3 separate regions of the Homo sapiens genome follow, and regions 2 and 3 are each linked to region 1. A link is a loop called in an ENCODE intact Hi-C map of the cell type or tissue named here. Cell type or tissue: MCF 10A. All regions are shown on one strand. Region 1 has its middle 190 kb from the start of LYSMD4. Region 2 overlaps CERS3-AS1 (CERS3 antisense RNA 1). Region 3 overlaps ADAMTS17 (ADAM metallopeptidase with thrombospondin type 1 motif 17).

Region 1 (8,000 bases):
TGTATCTACATTTTAAGAGGATTACTTTTTCTCTAGGCAATGAGACTAGAAGCCCCAGTTACCCCAGGTCATCTTAATATCATCAGGGACTGACATAATTTTGCGGTTGGTCTTCAGTTCCTTTGAGGGCTGATCCCTTTTTAGTATCCCCAGGTCAAAATGATTTCAAATTCTGAGCTAACTTTTCTGGAATTCCGTCTCTTTTCCATAATTTCTCACTCACTTGTTTGCTTGCCAATGATGTCAAGATTTTCTGTTGTTCTTGAGGGAGAGCTGTTCTGATTCACTCAGTCTACCATTACCAAGCATGGAACCTATTTCATGACAGTTTGTTTCTTCATGTGTTTTGTGACTTTTGATTATAAAATCATGTTCCTAGTCACTATCTTTGAGAAATCGTTAAGGCCTCAGCTTAAACCTTTTGGAGAGAACTTATATTTGCTTATGCTAGATGCCAGGAAGCACAGTCAACTTCAGATCACTTTAAACTAAAATTTCTGGCTGAGAGCAGTGGCTCATGCCTGTAATCTCAGCACTTCGGGAGGCTGAGGCAGGTGGATCACCTGAAGTCAGGAGTTTGAGATTAGCCTGGCTAACATGGTGAAACCCCATCTCTACTAAAAATACAAAACTTAGCCGGGCATGTTGGTGGGTGGCAGTAATTCCAGCTACTTGGGAGACTGAGGCAGGAGAATTGCTTGAACCTGGGAGGTGGAGGTTGCAGTGAGCCAATGCGCTCTAGCCTGGGTGACAGAGCGAGACTCCGTCTCAGAAAACAAACAAACCCAGGCCGGGCACGGTGGCTTACACCTATAATCCCAGCACTTTGGGAGGCTGAGGCGGGGAGATCACGAGGTCAGGAGACTGAGACCATCCTGGCTAACATGGTGAAACCCCGTCTCTACTAAAAATACAAAAAAATTAGCCGGGCATGGTGGCGGGCGTCTGTAGTCCCAGCTACTCGGGAGGCTGAGGCAGGAGAATGGTGTGAACCCGGGAGGCAGAGCTTGCAGTGAGCCGAGATCACGCCACTGCACTCCAGCCTGGGTGACACAGTGAGACTCCATCTCAAAAAACAAACAAAAAACACCAAACCCAAAACTTTCTATTTGCGAGGGGGCTTCAATTTTCACAAAAAGTGTAGATTCTTGCCCTCTTCCTAGTCAAATAGGGACAGATGGTTAGGAATGTGTTAGGGGAATGTTTTATTTCTTTGCTTCTGTGCTCACCCACTGAAGGTATTGAGTTCTGGGATTTCTGACTTTATGCAGGGGTCTCTGGTCAGAACTCTTCCTCCAGCCCAGCTCCCCTCTTACTTTGGTCATTTGTACCCAGCATAGTTCAGTGTAACTGTGGTTCTAGGCGACTGGAAACCAGCAGAAGCCTTCAGGACAAAATTCAGCTCACTCATACAGGATTTTGATTCCAATGGAATTTCTGCCCTCTCATTGTTTTCCTTATTTTATTGCTATCTCAGTAGAACTTTAAATAAATAAATAAAGCTAAAATTATTTTATTTGCCATTTTTATATGTAATGATCTCGGAGGGATTCTTGAACAGATGTGGTCTACAGTCTACAGCTAACATGTAGCTGCCTGCTTTCACTGTGTTCACTCTTCAGATTAATAAAATGAAAAGCAATGCTGATAATAGTGGTTTCTTTTCTTTCTGCTTTCTCCAGTAATTAGCTTATGGGGGACACTCAGAGGACAGGATTTAGGATCAGCAGACCTGGGTCTGCCTCCCATCTCCACTGCTAAGAGTTGAATCAGTCCATGCAGGCCACTCCCCATCCTCAGCCTTTTCTTCTGTCAAATGAACAATATAATCCCCTAGTTTTAGGGAATTTTGAGGAATACATCAGATTACCAAATCGTGAGTTCCTTGAGCTGATAAAGAGTGAGCACTTACTGTGTGTAAGGCAACTTTCCTAAGTGCTAGGGATACAAAAGTGAACAAAACACACAAAAAATGTGTCTGTGTGTGTGTGGGGGTTGGTGTGGATGTCCACAGGCATACATGTGTGGTAGCAGACAATAATATAAGAAAAATAAAGTAAAATATATAGTGTTTTAGGTGGTAGTAATTCCTATGTCAAACAACAGCGCCGACGAAGTAGAGGGGATAGGAATGCGTGTGTATGCCTGTGTGGGCACGTTCGCTACCTCTGCATCCCAGGCACCTAGACACGATCTGGCTCAGAGGGGAAGCTCAAAGAATGTTTGATGGATGAATTAACACTCATAGGACACTTACTACCATGCCTGGCGAATAACAGTAGCTTTTGGTTTTAGAATGGATGCAGTTGCTATTGGGCTCCCCTCTTTATGTCCAGTTGATGCAAGTAGGTTAGGGGGTCTCTAGAGGCTCACAAAGCTGTGCTTGGCTCAGAAGTTATCCAGATAAAAACTAGTATAGGAATCCAACTCCCCTCCTCCCTCCATCTTTCACCCCTGCAAATCTGGTGAGCTCCATGAAGCTTTCCTCCCCAGGTGACGTTGTTGCTGCTGTACTTAAGGGACAGCACAGGCCACCTGGGTGTGGGACAGAGCTGACACCTTCCTGTCTGGGCTCTTCCAGCCTTCACTCTAGAACGAAGCGGGAAGCCTCAGGTCCAAGGGGAGAGCCGCCGCAAAGGCCGCGTTGAACGCCGAGGTGCACGCGCAGGTACTGGCTAAGTGCGCGCCAGGGTGCTCGGGAGGGGGCGGGTGCGGGCCGCACTGCCGGGCGGGGTGCGCGAGTGAGGAGGGCGGGGTGCGCGAGAGAGGAGGGCGGGGTGCGCGAGTGAGGAGGGCGGGGTGCGCGAGTGAGGAGGGCGGGGTGCGCGAGTGAGGAGGGCGGGGGAGTGCGCGAGTGAGGAGGGCGGGGTGCGCGAGTGAGGAGGGCGGGGTGCGCGAGTGAGGAGGGCGGGGTGCGCGAGTGAGGAGGGCGGGGTGCGCGAGTGAGGAGGGCGGGGGAGTGCGCGAGTGAGGAGGGCGGGGGAGTGCGCGAGTGAGGAGGGCGGGGTGCGCGAGTGAGGAGGGAGGGGTGCGCGAGTGAGGAGGGCGGGGGAGTGCGCGAGTGAGGAGGGCGGGGGAGTGCGCGAGTGAGGAGGGCGGGGGAGTGCGCGAGTGAGGAGGGCGGGGGAGTGCGCGAGTGAGGAGGGCGGGGGAGTGCGCGAGTGAGGAGGGCGGGGGAGTGCGCGAGTGAGGAGGGAGGGGTGCGCGAGTGAGGAGGGCGGGGGAGTGCGCGAGAGAGGAGGGCGGGGTGCGCGAGTGAGGAGGGCGGGGGAGTGCGCGAGTGAGGAGGGCGGGGTGCGCGAGTGAGGAGGGCGGGGGAGTGCGCGAGTGAGGAGGGCGGGGGAGTGCGCGAGTGAGGAGGGCGGGGGAGTGCGCGAGTGAGGAGGGCGGGGGAGTGCGCGAGTGAGGAGGGAGGGGTGCGCGAGTGAGGAGGGCGGGGGAGTGCGCGAGTGAGGAGGGCGGGGGAGTGCGCGAGTGAGGAGGGCGGGGTGCGCGAGAGAGGAGGGCGGGGTGCGCGAGTGAGGAGGGCGGGGGAGTGCGCGAGTGAGGAGGGCGGGGTGCGCGAGTGAGGAGGGCGGGGGAGTGCGCGAGTGAGGAGGGCGGGGGAGTGCGCGAGTGAGGAGGGCGGGGTGCGCGAGTGAGGAGGGCGGGGGAGTGCGCGAGTGAGGAGGGCGGGGGAGTGCGCGAGTGAGGAGGGCGGGGTGCGCGAGTGAGGAGGGCGGGGGAGTGCGCGAGTGAGGAGGGCGGGGGAGTGCGCGAGTGAGGAGGGCGGGGTGCGCGAGAGAGGAGGGCGGGGTGCGCGAGTGAGGAGGGCGGGGGAGTGCGCGAGTGAGGAGGGCGGGGTGCGCGAGAGAGGAGGGCGGGGTGCGCGAGTGAGGAGGGCGGGGGAGTGCGCGAGTGAGGAGGGCGGGGTGCGCGAGTGAGGAGGGCGGGGGAGTGCGCGAGTGAGGAGGGCGGGGTGCGCGAGTGAGGAGGGCGGGGTGCGCGAGTGAGGAGGGCGGGGGAGTGCGCGAGTGAGGAGGGCGGGGGAGTGCGCGAGTGAGGAGGGCGGGGGAGTGCGCGAGTGAGGAGGGCGGGGGAGTGCGCGAGTGAGGAGGGAGGGGTGCGCGAGTGAGGAGGGCGGGGGAGTGCGCGAGTGAGGAGGGCGGGGTGCGCGAGTGAGGAGGGCGGGGTGCGCGAGAGAGGAGGGCGGGGTGCGCGAGTGAGGAGGGCGGGGGAGTGCGCGAGTGAGGAGGGCGGGGTGCGCGAGAGAGGAGGGCGGGGTGCGCGAGTGAGGAGGGCGGGGGAGTGCGCGAGTGAGGAGGGCGGGGTGCGCGAGTGAGGAGGGCGGGGGAGTGCGCGAGTGAGGAGGGCGGGGGAGTGCGCGAGTGAGGAGGGCGGGGGAGTGCGCGAGTGAGGAGGGCGGGGGAGTGCGCGAGTGAGGAGGGAGGGGTGCGCGAGTGAGGAGGGCGGGGGAGTGCGCGAGTGAGGAGGGCGGGGGAGTGCGCGAGTGAGGAGGGCGGGGGAGTGCGCGAGTGAGGAGGGCGGGGGAGTGCGCGAGTGAGGAGGGCGGGGTGCGCGAGTGAGGAGGGCGGGGTGCGCGAGTGAGGAGGGCGGGGTGCGCGAGTGAGGAGGGCGGGGTGCGCGAGTGAGGAGGGCGGGGGAGTGCGCGAGTGAGGAGGGCGGGGGAGTGCGCGAGTGAGGAGGGCGGGGGAGTGCGCGAGTGAGGAGGGCGGGGTGCGCGAGTGAGGAGGGCGGGGTGCGCGAGTGAGGAGGGCGGGGTGCGCGAGTGAGGAGGGCGGGGTGCGCGAGCGAGGGCGTCCGGCCGGCAGGTGGCACTGTGGCGTCGCCGTGGGCCGAGCCTGGCGAAGCGCTGCTCGCCCGAGATCGCGCAGCTTGGTGAGTGGCAGCGCCTGGCTTTATACTCGCGTCTCGGACACCGATGGTCATCTTCCCACGTCCGTGACTCAGTGGCCTTCCAATGCAGGCTGCGGCCTCTCAGCCCAGAAGGCCCTGGGTTCTGGTACAGGCCTTCCTTGTGGCAGACGGAAGGAAGGCTGACAAAGGGAGTTCACCGGGTTTGCCTGACTTGCCACGCTCTTCTCTCTCCGTGCCAACTTTAACCTGGGAAGCCACACATACCTCTAGGGCCTCTGATATCTTCAGTGTCCCCAAGGCCCATGCTGCTCAGAGCCTCACGTGGCCGCAAACCCAGGTGCCAGTACTTGAGAGTTGCACCTTGAGCGGGAACTGCAGAGGGTTTTAATGGCACCAGCTCCAAACATTTCGCCCACAGCGTCTGCAGTCCTCCACTGCGGAAGGCAGAATAAACGCCCCAAGGGTGTCCACATCCTACTCCCCAGAGCCTGTGAATTTGTCCCCTTACATGGCAAAAGGGAATTACAGTTGCGGATGGAATTAAGGTAGATTAATTGCACACACAGACAGAAACACGCATTTTTGTGTGTTTTGTTCACTGTCGTATCCCTAGCACTTAGGAAAGTTGCCTTACACACAGTAAGTGCTCAGTTAATCTTTATTGACTCAAGGAACTCACAGTTTAGTAATCCGATTTATTCCTCAAAATTCCCTAAAACTAGGGGATTATATTCTCCATCTGACAGAAGAAAAGGCTGAGGATGGGGAGCTTAATGGGTAAGGAGATTAGCCTGGGTCACCCAGGTGGGCCCAATGCAATCACCTGTCCTTATAAGGAAGAGAGGCGAGAGAAAGAAAGAGAGAGAACAGAGAACAGAGAAGGCCGACAGCACCAGGAGGTCTCAGCCCGGTTTTTCTGGCTTTGGGGATGGAGGACGGGCCACGGAACAGGGCGGCCTCTGCCTAGCAGCTGGAAAAGGTAAGGGACTAGGTTCTCCCAACGAACCTCCGGAAAGAAACGCAGCCCTGCCAGCAGCTTCATTTCAGCTCAGTGAGACCTCTTTTTACTCTTTCGACCTCCAGGACTGTAAGATCATAAACGTGTGTTGTTGGAAGCCAGCAAGTTTGTGGTAATTTGTCACAGCAGTCGTGGGCCCACTAAGACACCTGTCGTGGGCCTCGTGTCCAGAGGCCTCAGCTGAAATGCACTGGGGGCCTGGTGGTGTGTGTTAGGTCCACTTGGCTTGCTGTGTTGTTCAAGTCCTCTCATTTCCTTTCTTATCTTCTGTCTGGTTGTTCTTTCCATTATTGAAAGTGGGGGACTGAGGTCTCCGACGATTATTGTAGAACTACTTTTCCCTCCAATTCGCTCCCTTTCTGCTTTGCATATTCTGTTAAGTGCTAAATGTTTATAACTACTTATTCTTGCTGTATTGAATCTCTTCTCAATATATAATGTTCTTTGTCTCTTGTAACCTTGGACAAGATACAGACTACTTAGACTATTGAAAATCCTGACAGTGTATTTGAAACATGCACGTGGACATGGTTTTATTTTTCTCAGTTACTGCTTTCAACTGTGTGCTGATTGAAACTCCTTTCCCCTGGATAGAAGACCTATTAAAATAACCCAACTTTATTCACTAACTTGTCAACTACTTTTGGTCAGTCAGAATTTTGTCTTTGGCCAGAGTTAATCAGCTAACCCGTTGTCCCCAGATCATCAGTGCAGCTTCACCTGGGTACTTCTTATAAATGCAAATTCTCAGGCCCTGCCCCAGAAACTCTGGAGGTGGCCCTGCAGTCTGTGTTTAAGAAGCCCTCCAGGGGATCCTCAGGTGTGATAAACTTTGAGAATCAGCGGTAACCCATCTGCAGAGGTATTTCTATTATTTCAGTAATTATATTTTTAAAATTTTACTTTCTGGAAATACTTTTTAAAATTTACCTATTTTTTCATGTATCTTGATTCTTTTTTTCTGTTTTTATTTCTCATTTTAGGTCTTTAGTAATTTTAAGCCAATTTATCTTGTAGGCTCTGTTTTGATCATTCTACTGGCTTTCCATCCCTGAAGTTTATTGACTTGGAGTTGCCAGTGTTTTGTAATTTGGGATTGTGAGCTGGTCTTAATGGGGACTTCATCTATTGGAATCTTCTGTACCTTACATGAGAGTGGGTGCCTCCAGAGTGCTTTTGGGTTTGCTTCAGCCAGGTGCTTGGCGTTATCACCAGCCCAGGACTGCTTTGCATACCAATGTTTTGACCTGGGGATTTTCTGGCCCATGCATGTCATATACAGCCTAATCCCATCACATGAGTATGGGCCTGTGATGACAAATTGATAGGAGAATCATTTTCCCTACTCAGAGCCCAGGCCAGGTCTAATATCCCTGACATAACTGCCAGTGGGGGAACTTTCTCTAGATGATGATTACTGAGAGTGCATCCTGCCCTTGAAGGACCCCTCATTTATGAGTGTTGTGGGGCAGGTCCAAGGCTTCCTCTCCAATTCCTCACAGCATTAAAACCCAAGTCCCTAGGCCAGGGATGGTGGCACACGCCTGTAATCCTGGCACTTTGGGAGGCCAAGTTGGGTGGATCACATGAGGCCAGGAGTTCAAGACCAGCCTGGTCAACATGGCAAAACCCCATTTCTACTAAAAATAAATATAAAAACTAGCCAGGCATAGTGATGCACATCTGTAATCCCAGCTACTCGGGAGGCTGAAGCATGAGAATCACTTGAACCCGGGAGGTGGAGGTTGCAGTGAGCTGAGATTGTGCCACTGCACTCCAACCTGGGTGGCAGAGTGAGACTCTGTCTCGAAAAGCAAAACAAAACAATCCAAGCCCCTGAGTTAGTGAGAGGATGCCAGCCCTGGTGGGTGGGGAGATCATGAAGTTGTATACCTAATTGTTGGTTCCCAGTTCATCTTTTGGCCTTTACTTTCTGTTGAACTCTGCATTTAGAGTCTGTTCTATTGCACCAAGCAATTCTGAGCATATTGCGGTGGGTGTTGCCTTTCAGGTTACCTAGTTTCTCATATTGCTGTAAATAGAAGTCCCCTGATAGCTCATTTTGAAACGTCAATCTCTCTTCCCTTCTCCACCTAGTGCAGGCTAAACCTAGTGTTTCCATAGA
Region 2 (8,000 bases), 460 kb after region 1:
ACCACGCTCCAGCCTGGGTGACAGAGCAAGACTCTGCCTTTTCTTTCTCAAAAATCCCTGGAGTCTGCCTTTGCTTCAGAAATTAGTTTATCCAGCTATACTTGATGGAAAACCCAGTGTTTCAGTAGCAGAAAGAGCTTTGTGGTGTAAGCCATTCTAGAATAAGTAGACAGGCTAGGGGTCTCTTCCGTGGGATGCCAGTTAGCTGTGTCCCAAAGACAGACCTCAAAGACTCCATCCCAGGGACACAATGCCTCTCCCGAAGCTAGGACTCTGGAATCAGGACACAGGTTGCTCTCTCTGGACATATTTCTCTAAGTAAACAAGTTGCTCTTCCTTAGAGTAGCTGTTGTGTTGCTGTATTCCCATCACATTCCCAGGGGTGTGAAATAGTAGACTCTCCAGTCTACTAGAGATGGGGCCATTTTCTCAGCAACACTTGCTTGTTATATCCTGTTAAAAAATCTTAACGTAGAAAAATGGGCAAAACATAAATGTATAACTCCATGAACAACTGCAAAGTGAAAACATATATAGTCAATATACATATTTTAAAAAATAAAACATTGTGGGCGGGCACGGTGGCTCACATCTGTAATCCCAGCACTTTGGGAGGCCGAGGCAGGCGGATCACCTAAGGTCGGAAGTTCGAGACCAGCCTGCCCAACATGGAGAAACCCTAACTCTACTAAAAATACAAAATTAGCCGGCATGGTGGCACATGCCTGTAATCCCAGCTACTCGGGAGGCTGAGGCAGGAGAATCGCTTGAACCCGGGAGGCAGAGGTTGCGGTGAGCGAAGATCACACCATTGCACTCCAGCCTGGGAAACAAGAGCGAAACTCCATCTCAAAAAAAAACATTGCCAACACACCAAAAGCCCCAAACAGTATCTGCTATCATTGCTATCATTACTTAAACACTGTGGTATAATTTTTCCAATTATTGAATTTTGATTTTTTAGTATATTCACAAGATTTTGCAGCCGTCACTATAATTTAGAGTATTTTTGTCCTCTGTCAAAGAACCCCCCCATACCCATTCGCTGCCACTTCATACTCCCCACATTCTGTCCCCACCCTAAAGACCTACTTTTTGTCTCCATAGATTTACCTTTTCTGGACACTTTATATAAATGCAATGAGTCTTTTGTGACTAGCTTCTTTAACAGCATAATGCTTCAAGGTTCATCCATGTTATCGAAAGTATGGATATGTCATATCTTTTTATTGCCAAATAACAGTCCATTGTGTGGCTGTACCAATATTTTATGTATTCATTCCTCAGCTGAGAGACATTTGGCTGGTTTTCACTTTCTCGCTATTAACAATAATGCAGCTCTGAACATTTGTGTACAATAAAAATAAATAGCATCCTACAATTAATATGGAAACAGCAGAAATTTATTTCTCATAATTCTGGAGGCTGAGAAGTTCCATATCAAGGATCTGATAGATTCAATGTCTGGTGAGGAAATGCTTCATAAATGGTTCATAAATGGTGCTTTCTTGCTGTGTCTTCATGGTGGAAGGGGTAAGGTCTTCCTGGGGCCTCATTTGTTTACGTATGTATTCATTTATATTTTTGGAGACCCAGCCTGCATCTGGTTTCCCCTTCTTCCTTGAATGTAAACCCTAGAAAGCTGGGCTTTCTTTTGAGAGCTTGGGAGATTTTTGTCTCAACTCAAAGAGACTAGAGGATGACCCATCTATTTTTTCATTAGTTTTAAACTCAGCTTTTTTACTTCCTGTAGAGTTTCAGAATTTGGCAAAAGTCTCAAGGCTCAAGCTGGTTGTCTGAAGCCTTTCAAACCCCCAGTTTTATCACCACATATGAGGTATGCATCCAAGTTTACTTATTTATTTTTTTTGCATGTGGATATTCAATTGTTCCAGCACCATTTGTTGAACTTTAAACATGCATTTAAAGGTGCGTATACATGCTGATTTGTCAAAGGGATAGACTGGGCTAGTTATTTACCTATATTTCTCAACTCTAAACCTTCCTTCTAAATCCTGCTCTGTGCTGCTGGGGCTGAGGCTCTACAAACTCTATGTCCTAGACTCCCTTGCCAGTTGGCTTTCTGTTACATCTGCCAATAAGAACTGTTAATAAGGGACTGATGTTGGGAGAAAAGCTGAGTGTTGGGAGAGAAGTTGAAGCAGGGCTTGGAACATGTCTGGGGCCCGAGGTCTAAACCCCCTCTTGGCCTTTGGAATGTGTCTGGACTTGCTGGCTCCTTGCTTCTAGCACTCCCATTATCTCAAGTAGCCATATGTGTCAAAGAACATGCTAAATCATCACAGCTGTAGCTCATTCACTTGATACACCGCTTCCCTTCAAACCCCACATCCTCACCACCTGTTTCTTTGTTTGATCACCAATAAATAGGGTGAGCTCCCAGAGCTTGGGGCCTTCGCAGCCTCCATACTAGCGTTGGCCCCCTGGTCCCACTTTCTCTCTTAACTTGTCTTTTCTCATTCCTTTGTCTCCACCGGACTTCGTCACCCCCATGACCTGGTGTTGGGTCCGATCACCCCAACAACTGGAATACGGAAGGGAATAAGAAGAGGATTCCTTCCTAATTGCTAGCTTCTGTTAGCAGTAGCTGATGCCATGGCCCCTGCTGCCAGCTCTCAATCTTCACCTGAGCCAGGTGGCACCCCTTTGAGAAATAGGGTACTACCCCTTCACCTCCTTCACCTGCCAATCTGGGCTTCCTCTGTGGAGGTCCCAACACCCACTGGTCTGTGTCCTCTTCTCAGAGGTCCCAGCACCAACCGCACCAGCCACAGGACTCCTCTTCTCGGTGGTACAACCAGCAGCTTCCAGGCCCAGCCACATATCCAGAGCTTGGGGATCAGGTATAGAGAGCCAATCCCCTGGGAACCCATGCATTAGTCCCAGGGGGCCTCTCCTCCAAGCGCCTACATTCTGGAAAAGCCTCAAGTTTCTACAGTCATGATACCTGGGAAACTCAGTGCTCCCTTTTGGATTTTTCTTAGCCCTTCAACACCTATGTAAATCTGCATGAAATTTCCACTGTTTGAATAGAGTGTCATTCCCTGCTGAGCCCTAACTGATACGCTGTGTTTCCAGTGTCCCTCATCCACTAGACTCAGTGGTGTCAGGAATGGTGTGGTATTTTGTTATAAATTTAACTCCTTAGATGGACACACAGAGAGCCTCGATAAATATTTTTAATCCATCAATGCAAGGAGTGTGGTTGTCAGAAGTCAGCTAAAAGTCCAAGTTTAAATCTAAGCTCCGCCGTTCACAGCTTGGGTGACCTCAGCTTCTTTTTTGGAAATGAAGTTCATATTTTCCGAGCACTTTTTCTGTGCCAGGTGCTTCCAAATGTATCTCGTTTAATCCTCACAACATACCTCAGAGGAAGACATCATTTTTACAAGTAAGGAAATAGAGGCTCAGAGAGATGAAGTGGTTGACCCGGGCTGTCTATCTTGTAAATGGTGGGCTGTGATTCCCACACGACTGGAGTTTCTGGAGTCAGAGGCTGCCTGGAGTCAGGGGCTGCCTGACTCCAGAAACCATTTTCTGTGCATTTCATGTAGCTCCACCTCAATTGCCTTCCTTTCCTCATCTGCAGACTGATTAAATAAAATGTATAATTTGGATGAAATTTGATAAATAATTCTGAATGCATTCTTTTTTAGAATAAATTATCTGCAGTTCAGTACTTTATTCTTACTAATAAATTCCAAGCAACACTCCTACTCACGGGCCTGGCCCTTCCCATGCATTTTCTTTTCTTGCTTTTTTTTTTTTTTTTTGAGATGGAGTCTCGCTCTGTCACCCATACTGAAGTGCAGTGGGGCCATCTCGGCTCACTGCAAGCTCTGCCTCCCAGGTTCAAACAATTCTCCTGCCTCAGCCTCCCGTGTAGCTGGGATTACAGGGATGTACTACCATGTCCGGCTAATTTTTGTATTTTTATTAGAGACAGGGTTTCACCATGTTGGCCAGGCTGGTCTCGAACTCCTGACCTCAAGTGATCTGTGCACCTCAGCCTCCCAAAGTGCTGGGATTACAGGCATGAGCCACCGCGCCCAGCCCCCATACGTTTTCTCGCTGGCCATGCTGTGCACCGTCTACTAAGTTGCCATGGCTGCCTGGCCATCTGACTTGTCACCCTCTCATCCCTGACCTGACCCCAGTGTGTCTGCTTTTGCAGGGCCAAGGGGTCAGATTCTTCTGCAGAGGACAGCCCTGTGAGGTCCAGGTTACGGACTCCTGCTCAAGCACATGTAGGATGCCAGCCTGATGGTGTCTGGGTCCTTCAGTAGTATTCATGGCAGCCTGCTGAACTCTGCCTTCCAAGATCCAGTTTATATTTTAGGGCCCCAATGTAAATGTTGCAAAGTCTTTCCCATTTCCCCTGCCTCAGAACAGCAGCATGGAAAGCCTAGAATGGAAAAAGAGAATGAGCCCAAACCCAGCAGCTCAGGCCAGGAGGCATGCCTGTTCCACATCACTCCACGTGGCTTTGTGTTTGTTGCCTCCACATCTGTTCCAACCCAGCTAGGCTGGTGCAGAAGGAGCCCAGGGGGTCCTGCTTATCACTGAATTCCTTTACTGATGCATTGTTTTAAAGAGAAAAAATCCCCATGAAAGGTCCACCACAGGAACTGGGGACCTCTCAATGATCCCAATAGGTAAGGAAGACTCATTTGCAGTGAGCTCCAGGGGACCTTTCTACAACTCACAGTGACCAGTGGGAATAGGACACACAAGGTGATGCCAAGCCTGGCACAACAGCTGAGTACCTTGACTCGTCCCAAATCCCAGAGTAAATGTAGGGCACCTGAGGCAGCTGCCAAGGGACAGATGTCCTTCAGAGCAGTTCTGGACAAGGCCCTCATTTATTTCTCTCTGTCACCTGCCCCTCTCTCTCTTTAAAAACCTAGGCATTTTGTCTTCTTTTCCTCATTTTTGTCCTACACAGGAACATGAGAGCCACCTGGTGGAAGGTTTTATTAGCATGGAGGACGAGGGAGAGTTTGGCAGCTTGGCAGAGCTGCAGGTTGTGGAGAAGCAGCTGAGACAACAGCCCTGAGAGAGGAGATCTGTGCTTCCCTGGAGCACAGGGCAGGTTGACACATCAGCTGCGGAACAGTATCTGGACCAGAAGCCTTTGCTCACTGTGAGAGACAGGCCGGGTCACTTACTTGCTCACCGCACATGGGGGCTGAGTGGTGGCTGTTACAGATCCATGGAGGCCAGTGGTTGAGGCTCTGAAGGGGACATGGCTGTCGCTGTGGGAGCAGGGAGCCAAGAAAACTGCTGAAGCAAGCAGCCTGCTTTCGGAGCCAAGCCCTGAGGGGCGGGTGTCGGGGCTTCCATTCCAGGGTCAAGTGAGAAACCTTCAGCCATCGGGGCGGGTGTCGGGGCTTCCATTCCAGGGTCAAGTGAGAAACCTTCAGCCATCGGGGCGGGTGTCGGGGCTTCCATTCCAGGGTCAAGTGAGAAACCTTCAGCCACTTGGCAGAGACTCCACCAATCCTGTGTTGAAGCCAGGCCCCAGCTGTGACAGCAAGGGGCCAAAGTCTTTTACCAAAAGGTAAAACAGGCTACCCAGATGGGACGGGTGTGGCCAAGCAGTGCTACCACCTTGGGCAAGACCCTTCTCCTAGCTGGGATTAGGTTTTCTCCTTTAAAATTCCACCCCTCCAGCAATCCTCAGTGATGGCCTGTTGTTTTCCTAATGCCAGTCCCAGGAAGCAAAGCTCAACAAAATCACCTGTTGTCAGGGATAGTGGAAGACGGAAAGATAAAGCACTGGCTTCCACAAAGTCACAGATGGTGGGTGGAGGTTCCCACAGAGAGTTCACGGGAATCCCCAGGCCGTCCTCAGGGCTTTAGTTTACTCCCTCCCTATAACTCAAGAAAATACAGGGGTTTCCAATAGAAATTTAAACCTAGTAGCCTAGAAGTATTCCTAAGGGACTGCAGATTGAGTAAAATGTAAAATATAATATACCCAACTTTTATTAATGTAAAAATGTATCAGTTGACCCAGTTATCCCCTCTCTTTCCTAAGGAGTGCCTCCCCAGTTAGGCGGACACAAAGGGTTCCATATTAGAAACTTGATTCACATTCCCCTTTCCTTTCTCAGCCACTCACACAGAAGGAAAGGCTAATTTTTAGGGCCCTGCCAGAGCCAAATGTCACTTTGTAGTCCCTGGTCTGGGCCGCCCAGAGCAGGCTTCCCCCAGCTCCCTGGTCTGAGCAGAACTTTAGCAAGAGGGGAAACTAGGAGAATCTAGTGAATATCTGAAATTACAATCTCTCATATAACCTATATATAATCATTAGAAACACCAGCACAACTATAAACCTTTCAAATTAGCAAAAGGAAAACACATACCCACATGAACTACAAAATAATCCCAATAGAAAAGATAGAAAGGGGAAACAAACTGAAATAAGAAACATATGAGTATTATTTAGGAGTATTACTCCAATAAATGTAAATGGAATAAACTTAGTTATTAAAAGAAAAGACTGCTGGACAAGATGGAGTAAATGCATTTTTTGCTATTCTTCTTGCTAAGTACACTTAAAAACCTTGGACATTATATGAAAAACAAGCAAAAGAAGACACTGAAAGGTGGAGAAAAGAAGGCAGACTGGCTAGGGCCCTCAGGACCCAAGGAACCGCATGGTGGTGTGTAACTTCCCTGCTCCAGCCAAATGCCATGAAAAAAAAACTGTGCCCTCATTCCCGCTCCTCACAGCAAAGAATGAGTGGGGAACCTAGACTTCCATCAGTTGCATGTCTTTTCCTCTCCTCACTGGGATGGTTTCAGAGGAAGCTGGATGGGGAACTGAGAATTTCACCACCTTCAAGCAATACTGAGCGCTCATCCCACTCTGCAGTGTCAGTGGAAGCAATGTGGGGAAGGGCAATGAAGTGCTCCTACTAGCCAGGGTGGTGTCAGCATGTCAGCAGAGGTCTCAGGGAGGCTGAGCTACCATCTTCACCTAGCACTAATGATACACCCTTCTGCACCTGGGTGTCAACACTGGCAAAGTGAGGAAACTGGATTTCCACCTTCACCAGGTACTAATGAGGCAGCTCCTCCTCTCCTATTCCTCACCATCATGGTGTCAAAAACGGCGTGATAAAATAGAAGACTTAGATAAATCCAGTCTCATAATAACCAAAATGTTTAGGATATAATACAAAGTTAGTTGTTATACCAAGAATCAGAAAAATCTTATATTTTTATATTTTTTGGAGACAGAGTCTCACTCTGTCACCCAGGCTGGAGTGCAGTGGCATGATCTCTGCTCACTGCAACCTCGATCTCCCAAGTTCAAGCGATTCTCCTGTCTCAGCCTTCTGAGTAGCTGGGATTACAGACGTACACTACCATGCCTGGCTAACTTTTTGTATTTTTAGTAGAGATGGGGTTTCACTATGTTGGCCAGGCTGTTCTCGAATTCCTGACCTCAAGTGATCCTCCTGCTTCGGCCTCCCAAAGTGCTGGGATTACAGGCGTGAGCCACCGCACCCAGCCAGAACCAGGAAAATATTAACTTGAATGAGAAAAGACAATTAATGATGCCAATATCAAAATGACACAGATGTTGGAATTATTTGACATTTTTTTAACTTTTTATTTTAAAATAATTATGGATTCATAGGAAGTTAGAAAAAAGATATAAAATGAGGTCCTGTGCAACCTGCAACCCTGCACTCTCATATCCCTAGTGATAGCATTTTGCATAACTGCAGTGTAATATCAAAACCAAAAAATTAACATTTGTACAACCCACAGTTTATTTGGACTTCACCAATTATGCATGAACCCATTTGTGCATGTGTGTCTGTGTGTGTGTGTATGCATAGTTCTATGCAATTTTATCACACGCATAGCTTTGGATACCTACCACCACAGTCAACAGCCAAAGCTGTTCCTTTGGCCACACCTTTATAGCCACACCTATAAAGTGGGGCTGGTCACCAGAAAGA
Region 3 (8,000 bases), 230 kb after region 1:
GCCTTCCAACTCATTACAGAGTATGGCTTTTCTATCTTTCACATCTAACAAGATCACACCTGTCACCTTCCCTATTCAGCTATACCTGAGACATACCAGGATGCCTGTCTAGGCCTGGAGGGCTCATCACACTGTGAGCTGAACAGTGATCTTAGCTTATACACTTGCCCTCACTGGGGTGAGCCAAGACATGCAGCACGCAAGATCCAGTTGCCCAGTTTGCTGACCCAGAGTTCTTATGCCCCAACGTGTATAAGGATGACCATCTTTCAACAATCTCAGTGGAACAACGACAACAAAAAAGAACATGTACTTTCATTCATTCAAAAATATTAGACACTTTCCAAGTGCCAGGTAACGGACCACAAGGAAAAGACCTCAAATCACTGCCAGCTTGGGAGAAGAGATGAACACTGACACAGATAATGATAAAAGAGGTTTCTAAACTCTGCTCTAGAGCCATGTTTTCCTAGTTTGCTCATAGATATCTGACCATCTTCCGTCAGCAACCCTGCTTGTTGCCTAATGGTGGTGTCTCCCCAAAAGAAACCCATCCTGTCTTCTCTGCATGCCTGCAGGCCACCCCCACACCCTTTTGCCTACAGAGATGCTCCCTTGGCCAACTCCCACGTGGAGTTGGATCAGCTAAAGTCACCCATGTCCTTTGGAGGATCCGCTGCCTGGCGCTCATGTGTTCTGGAACTTTGGGCTAGCGGGGCCCTCTCTGATCACCCACATGTGACTTCCCCCGTCAGTGGAGGGGGGGCATCCTTACCAATCTTCCATTGTATTTATTCTTAAACCTACTGATGTCAGTGACACTTGTTATTTCAATTCATACATGTGGCTACATGTTGGGTTAACCAACGAAATATGGGGACAAACACCAAGTTGTTGTTCTCATGAAAACAGATTTAGCCAGTAGCTAAGATAGACTGCTGTCCAACTGGGTGTGGGCAAGACAACTGTGAAAGATGAATAAATCATAAAAATCTGCTCCAAGGCTGCTTCACAAGTCTTTTACAATCCTTTTTATGTGTATACAAACACACACACACACATGCACATATAAAAGAAACTAGATTCAAACTCTTATTATAGGCATGCTTTGTGTGAGGAAAGTGTATTAGTCCATTTTCACACTGCTATAAAGTGTTTCACACTTGAAACTGGGCAATTTTTAAAGGAAAGAGGTTTAACTGACTCACAGTTCTGCCAGGGAGACCTCAGGAAACTTACAATCATGGCAGAAGGTGAAGGGGAAGCAAAGACCTACTTCAAATGGTGGCAGGGGAGAGAAGCACAAGCAAGGAAAATGCCAGATGCTTACAAACCCATCAGATCTTGTGAGAACTCTCTCACTGTCACAAGAACAGGACAGAGGAAACCACCCTCATGATCCAATCACCTCCCAGCGGGTCCCTCCCTCGACACATTGGATTACAATTCAAAATGAGATTTGGGTGGGGACACAGCCAAACCATATCAGAAGGTGACATGGAAGTCCAATTGGCAGACACCCGTCCTCAAAGAAGAGGCTTTCCCTCTCCATTACAAAATTGTTGAAAAAAACTAATGTTTTTATAGCTTAAGTTAAAACAAAATGTCTAAGGCACTTACATATAATGTCTTGTTATTTCTCCACTTGAATCAATTTTTTGCTTAATTGCTCAAGTGACCAACTAGAGTCATTTCTGAAAAGGGAGTGTCTGCATCGCCACCTAGGTATAGATGGCCATATTTTCGCGTGGTCTGGACTGCTATCAACCTCAGACCCTCCTGACTGGAGGCCCACAGGCTCTTCCAACTCACCCTATTTTCTCAGGGCAGCAGAAACTGGTGCAAAGCGAGCATTTGGTAAAAATATTTATTGAACGAATTATCTGTTTAATAGCAAAGAAAGTGCCAAAAAAATACCGGACAACTCATATCCATGACAAGTGTGTTGATCTGGCGTGGTGGCAGACTGCTTGGCAGAATGGCAAAAGTCACCTCTCGTTAGATTCAGTCTCGTCCTCATGCCTCAGTGTCAGGTATCTATCCAATTAGGGTTAAAGGAAGACTGAAGAAATTATCAGACAAATATGGCCAGTGAGAACAGTTTAGCTATATTCTTTTTTTTTTTTTTTCCTGAGATGGAGTCTTGCTCAGTCACCCAGGCTGGAGTGCAGTGGCAGAATCTCGGATCACTGCAACCTCTGCCTCCCGCGTTCAAGCTATTCTCCTGCCTCAGCCTCCCGAATAGCTGGGACTAGAGGCACGCGCCAGCACGCCTGGCTAATTTTTGTATTTTTAGTAGAGACAGGGTTTCACCATGTTGGCCAGGATGGTCTCAACCTCTTGACCTTGTGATCCGCCCGCCTCGGCCTCCCAAAGTGCTGGGATTACAGGCGTCAGCCACTGCTTAATGGTCACTTTGTTGAATAAAGTGAGTTCTATTTTTTCAATGCAATTACTCAGCTTTTTACTTTACTTTTGGGTGAGCAACAGAAAATGTTTACTTATACACAAGTGCATGAGAAAGCAATCTCCATTCAGCTTTAAAAAAATCCTGTTACAAATAAAAAAGATTTTAAAAATATATTCATCCTTGGCACCAAAAAAATTCTTTTTACTTTCACTCTCAGTATGAATTCTTTTTTTGAGGTTCATTTTCTTTAACTGTATTTCACAGTGGTAAAAACACTTCACATGAGAGCTGCCCTCTGAAGTTTTTAAGCTTACAATACAGTATTGCGGACTACAATTGCAATGCTGTTCAGCAGCTCTCCTGAGCTCCACTGAAACTCGATGCTTACTGACGAGCAGCTCCCCCTTCCTCCTCCCTCCAGCCCCTGGCAATACAAGCCCACTCTTTGATTCTATGAATTTGACTATCTTAGATGCCTTATGTAAGTGGAATCCTGCAGTATTTTTCCTTCTGCAACTAGCTTATTTCATTTAGCATAAAGTAACGGATTAAGTTTTAAAATATATATGAAGCTCCTACAACTCAATAGCAAAAAAACTAACAACCCAGTTAAAAATGGGCTAAAGACTTGAGAAGACGTTTCTCTAAAGAAGACATACAAATGGCCAGCAGGCACGTGAAAAGATGCCCAACGTCACTAATCATCAGAGAAACACAAATCAAAACCCTGATGAGATACCACCTTACACCTCTCATGATGTTTACTATGAAAATACAAAACATGACAAATGTCTGTGAGAATGCAGAGAAATTAAAACCCCTGCATGGCGTTGGTAAGAATGCAAAATGGTATAGATGCTATGAAAAAAACAGTATGGAGGTTCCTCAAAAAATTAAAAATAAAACTACTGCATGATCCAACAATTCTATTTCAAAATATTTACGCAAAAAAATTGAAACCAGAATCTCCAAGAGACATCACTCCCACGTTCAGTTACAGCATTATTCACAATAGCCAAGATATGAACCCAACCTAAACAGCCACTGATAGATGGATCAATAAAATGTAGTCTATACATACAATGAAATATTATTCAGTCTTAAAAAAAGAAATTCTGCGATATGCAACAACATGGGTGAACCTTAAGGACTTTATGTTAGGTGAAATCAGCTTTTTATTTTCTTCTACCTGGTAGCTTTTTCTTTCTCTATTTCATGTTAACTGTTAAAGGAACTGACTGGTTTTTCAAGTATGCTTAGCAAAGGACATTAAAAGTCAACTATCTTAAATTTGACTTAGGGTTTGATTTTCTTTCTTTAAATAAAACTGGTGAGAGAGTTTTTAAATGAGCAGGTCTTCTGAAAGTTTTGATGGATTTCAATGAACTCCGCCAAATGTACAGAGGTTATAGAAATAAAATGTCTCATGAAAAAAGTGGCTCCAGCTGCCACCTCATGGTGTAACCATTGCATGTGGACCAGGTCAAATTGCTATCTCCAGCCTTGGCAGGCATGGTCTTAATCAGCATTAACAATGTCTCTTCATAAGGGTCACAACTCACAGACCCTGGAGTCCTAGTCTGAGTCACAGACTAGAGTCTCTACTTGGAACATGATCTTGCACTTGGAAGCAACGAGGCAAATGCAAGGCCTTCATTGTATCAACGATGTGAAACATTCAGGAATGTAAGCCTAAGAGAAAGGAACGTTTTGCCTCTTTAAGAACATGCATAGTTTCAGGAAGCCACAGGGTCTGGAACCATGAGCTGCGTTCTGGGGAAAATCATCTGGGAACTTACACAGAGGTTGCACTTGCCTGGGTCACTGCCCCTCAAATACCCCACTCAGAAAACCCGTTTCTCCTGGAATGGCCCCCCAGTAAAGAGGGTCTCATCAGCTGCAGTGTCAAACGTTACAAAATTTGCACATTCACCAAATGGATACAGCATTATCTTACTTTGAGAAATATTCAAGTCCCTTAAGAAAACAACTCTCCCTGTAGGCATTCTCTAAAACCTCTTTCCCTACCTTGGCCAGGATCAGAGGCATCTCCCACCTCAGGTAATGAGAACTTTTCAAACCTGGGGCACAAGTCGATGGAGGATCAACACATGAATTAAGTATTCTAACCGTGCACTTGGACAAGCTGCTCCCATTCTCCCTGGCTGGGATCTCCTGGGCAGCTACCAGAAGGGTTTTTCAAACATGGATGTTGCTTGGAAAACCACAATGGGAGGAGACTCAAGCCCTGGGAGGATGGTCTCCTCATTTATGGAAGAAAATTTCATGAGCTTTCTCAGTAGACAACTTGGTTATCAAATGAAAGGGGCTCCTTCTTCCCACAGGGCCTCTTCTCCTGGCCAGAGAACCTGGTGATTGAGGAGACACACAGGATGGTTACAAAAGCGCTTGGAAAAGATGGCTGTGCTGTTGGCAACTCCATATTCCTCACAGGGATGTGGCCAACCGAAGCACACCACGTCCAGTGAGCGTTTCACTCTGCCGGCCGAGAGGACTTCCCCAAGGAATGTTCCAGTCAGCAAAATCAGCCGAGTGGGATTCTTGGGTTTCTGGAGTTTGTCTCTAATATAGATCACGCTTGATCTCCTTTAAAATGTTTACATGCCAAGCGGCTCATCACTTTACAGTTTGATTAACCAGCATTAGACCGGGAGGAGCCTTGATACTTGAGGCTGACATCAACTACTGTCTAGGCTATTTTTAGTTTAAATTAAAGATTACTTTGACTGAGAAACTCATATTAGTTTAAGTTTATGTCCCAGGGCATTTATTATTTCTGGCAACATTATATTTAACGAAAACGTGTGGCATTAAGTATGCCCAGTAATTTTAACTTTCAGTGACTGTGGGGCTGAGGGCACAGATGGGCCTTGTGTCTCACGTGGCCCAGCTTTATCAGACACAGTCATAACTTCATGGCCTTGACTTGATTTTATCTTAAAATAACATGCTGCTCTGTATTTGTTTTGGGAGACACAAAGCACACCGTGCGGCGAGTTCTGAGAGGATTCCCACAGCACTCGACCCCTCCTGGCTTCCGAATCTCGCAGGACATGAGTAGGTGTTCTAGACGGAACCTCTGCCACTCTGGAAGCTTCAGCTTTACCTGGCTCTGACCGTACCTGTCTCTCAGAAGCTTTGGGATTTTGATGTCAGGTGTAGGCGTCAGGTCCGGCCTCACCTCAAAGTAGTCTTGGCTGAGTCTGTGGAATGAATCCCCGGAGTGGGATGAAGAGCTTGGGCTCCCGTGAACACAGCCTCTCCATGGAAGGCTGACTCCAGCCCTACTTTCATAGCCCTGTGGGGATACTGCCTGGCAATTCCTATTCAATAGATGCTTATTGACTTTGCAGTAACTGGAATGGCCCATGGCAGTTTCTAAGAAATAGTGGGCAGATGTGTATTTGTTATTGCTAATCAACATAACAATAATTAACAGGCCAGCTCTGCACCAGAGGGGAAATTCTCCAGTCAGTACTTCTTGCCAAGGACCAGATTGTGCCCCCAGTCTTGAGCTACTCAGAAATGCTACCTACAAGATTAAATGCCACTAGGGGATAACAGGCTGCACTCATTTACAGGTAGAAGAACAGGGTCAATTTCCATGATCATCAATAACCCCCTTTACGGAGAACAAAACAAATAGGCAGCAATAGCATCAAAAGCCTCTCACTGCGGAGAAGGTATTTGTTTGTGTTTTGTACAGAAAAATGAGCCCACCAGCTTTCAGGGATTCAGCAATAAGGCGAACCCCAGAGTAGACTGGGGGTCGCCATAGATTTAGCTGTACTTCAAATGCACATAGTACCATGTCAGTAAGAATCATCCTAAAACAGTACAAACTTCGGAATCACCAATGGATAAATAATGACCAATATAGTGTTGGTGTTCAGTGTATTTTTCTAGAATAGACAACATCATAGCAGGTAAATATGGATAACACTCATACAATACACACAGCCTCTCTAAGCTAACCAGAGGACTGAAGTGACAAGCAAGTACTCAATTCTTGAATCTATATACATGGGATTTTGATGTAAGGTGCATGAGTCAGGTACAGCCTTCAGTCAAAGTAGCCTTGCCTGGGTTTGTGTAGACATATATACGTACATGTAAGTGTAGGTATATACCTGTCCTATATACCTATATATAACTATATAGTTATATATATGTTATATATATAACTATCTATATGTGTATATATGTGTATATATAACTATATAGTTATATATACACATATAGTTATATATATGCACATATACACATTATATGTGTATATATATGCACATATACACATTATATGTGTATATATATGCACATATACACATTATATGTGTATATATATGCACATATACACATTATATGTGTATATATATGCACATATACACATTATATGTGTATATATATGCACATATACACATTATATGTGTATATATATGCACATATACACATTATATGTGTATATATATGCACATATACACATTATATGTGTATATATATGCACATATACACATTATATGTGTATATATATGCACATATACACATTATATATAGGCACATATACACATATATATACATATGCACATATACACAGTATATATGCACACATACACATTATATATATGTGTATAACTATATATAGTTATATATCTGTGTATATATATAACTATATGTATATATATGTGTATATAGAACTATATATGTATATGTGTATATATATAACTATATATGTATATATTTGTGTATATATATAACTATATATGTATATATATGTGTATATATAACTATATATGTATATATGTGTATATATAACTATATATGTATATATATGTGTATATATAACTATATATGTATATATATGTGTATACATATAACTATATAGTTCTATATAGTTCTCTATAGGTATATAGGACAGGTATATACCTACACTTACACGTACGTACATATATACACACATACATCTCCATACATTTACAAGATTCACATCAAGTAGGCTTTTAACTTTTACCAAAAATTCAACTTATTGAGACAGATAAAGAGAGACAGAGAGAATGAAGCACGGGAGATTCTGTCCCCTATTCCAGTCAGCAAGCGTGTGTTTGCTTGTGCACACTGACACCCTGAGAGTGTGTGAGATAAAGCCATGTATCCACCCTTCTCTTGGGGTTTCTTGCTGCAAGCACCACCCCATGCTGAGGGTGACTCTGGTGCTTCATGATCCACATTTTTTTTTATACAACATGGGCAGGAGGTGTGGAGTCTTAATATTTGAAATCTAAATTTTATAATTTTAATTAATAGACAGGGTCTCACTCTATCACCCAAGCTGGAGTGCAGTGGCATGATCACAGTTCACTGCAGCCTCAAACTCCTGGCCTCAAGTGATCCTCCTGTCTCAGCTTCCCAAGTAGCTGGGATTACAGGTGCACGCCACCACGCTTGGCTAGTGAAGTTTAAATTCTATCTGATGCTCTAAGAAATGGCTGCTGTTTCCAACAGTGGCAGGAAATCTGGGTATGAAGGATGTAGACAGACACAGTTGAATATGGTAGCTCCTAGGAAGTTTTCA

The links. A loop is a pair of places that touch in the nucleus more often than their neighbours do. Peaks named below come from ENCODE experiments on the same cell type or tissue, not always from the same donor. Only the 100,000 strongest peaks of a DNase experiment are listed, where the experiment ranks them.
Region 2: a loop joins it to region 1, with 16 times the contacts of the local background. A loop is called at or near these places in 10 of 110 quality-filtered maps.
Region 3: a loop joins it to region 1, with 13 times the contacts of the local background. A loop is called at or near these places in 5 of 110 quality-filtered maps.

The regions. Positions count from the first base shown.
Region 1 is chr15:99,923,681-99,931,680 of GRCh38, forward strand. No RefSeq gene overlaps it. Among named protein-coding and RNA genes, the nearest start is that of LYSMD4, 190 kb to the left of the region's middle. RefSeq lists an enhancer at 4,684-4,978 and a silencer at 4,700-4,759. In MCF 10A, a CTCF peak has its summit at 4,817 (motif pointing right); a DNase peak (open chromatin) is centred at 4,851.
Region 2 is chr15:100,378,991-100,386,990 of GRCh38, forward strand. All of the region lies in intron 1 of CERS3-AS1 (CERS3 antisense RNA 1), which reads left to right. Among named protein-coding and RNA genes, the nearest start is that of CERS3-AS1, 10 kb to the left of the region's middle. In MCF 10A, a CTCF peak has its summit at 4,965 (motif pointing left); no DNase peak of the experiment used is centred here.
Region 3 is chr15:100,155,775-100,163,774 of GRCh38, forward strand. The region is part of intron 8 of ADAMTS17 (ADAM metallopeptidase with thrombospondin type 1 motif 17); the gene reads right to left. Among named protein-coding and RNA genes, the nearest start is that of ADAMTS17, 180 kb to the right of the region's middle. In MCF 10A, a CTCF peak has its summit at 3,854; no DNase peak of the experiment used is centred here.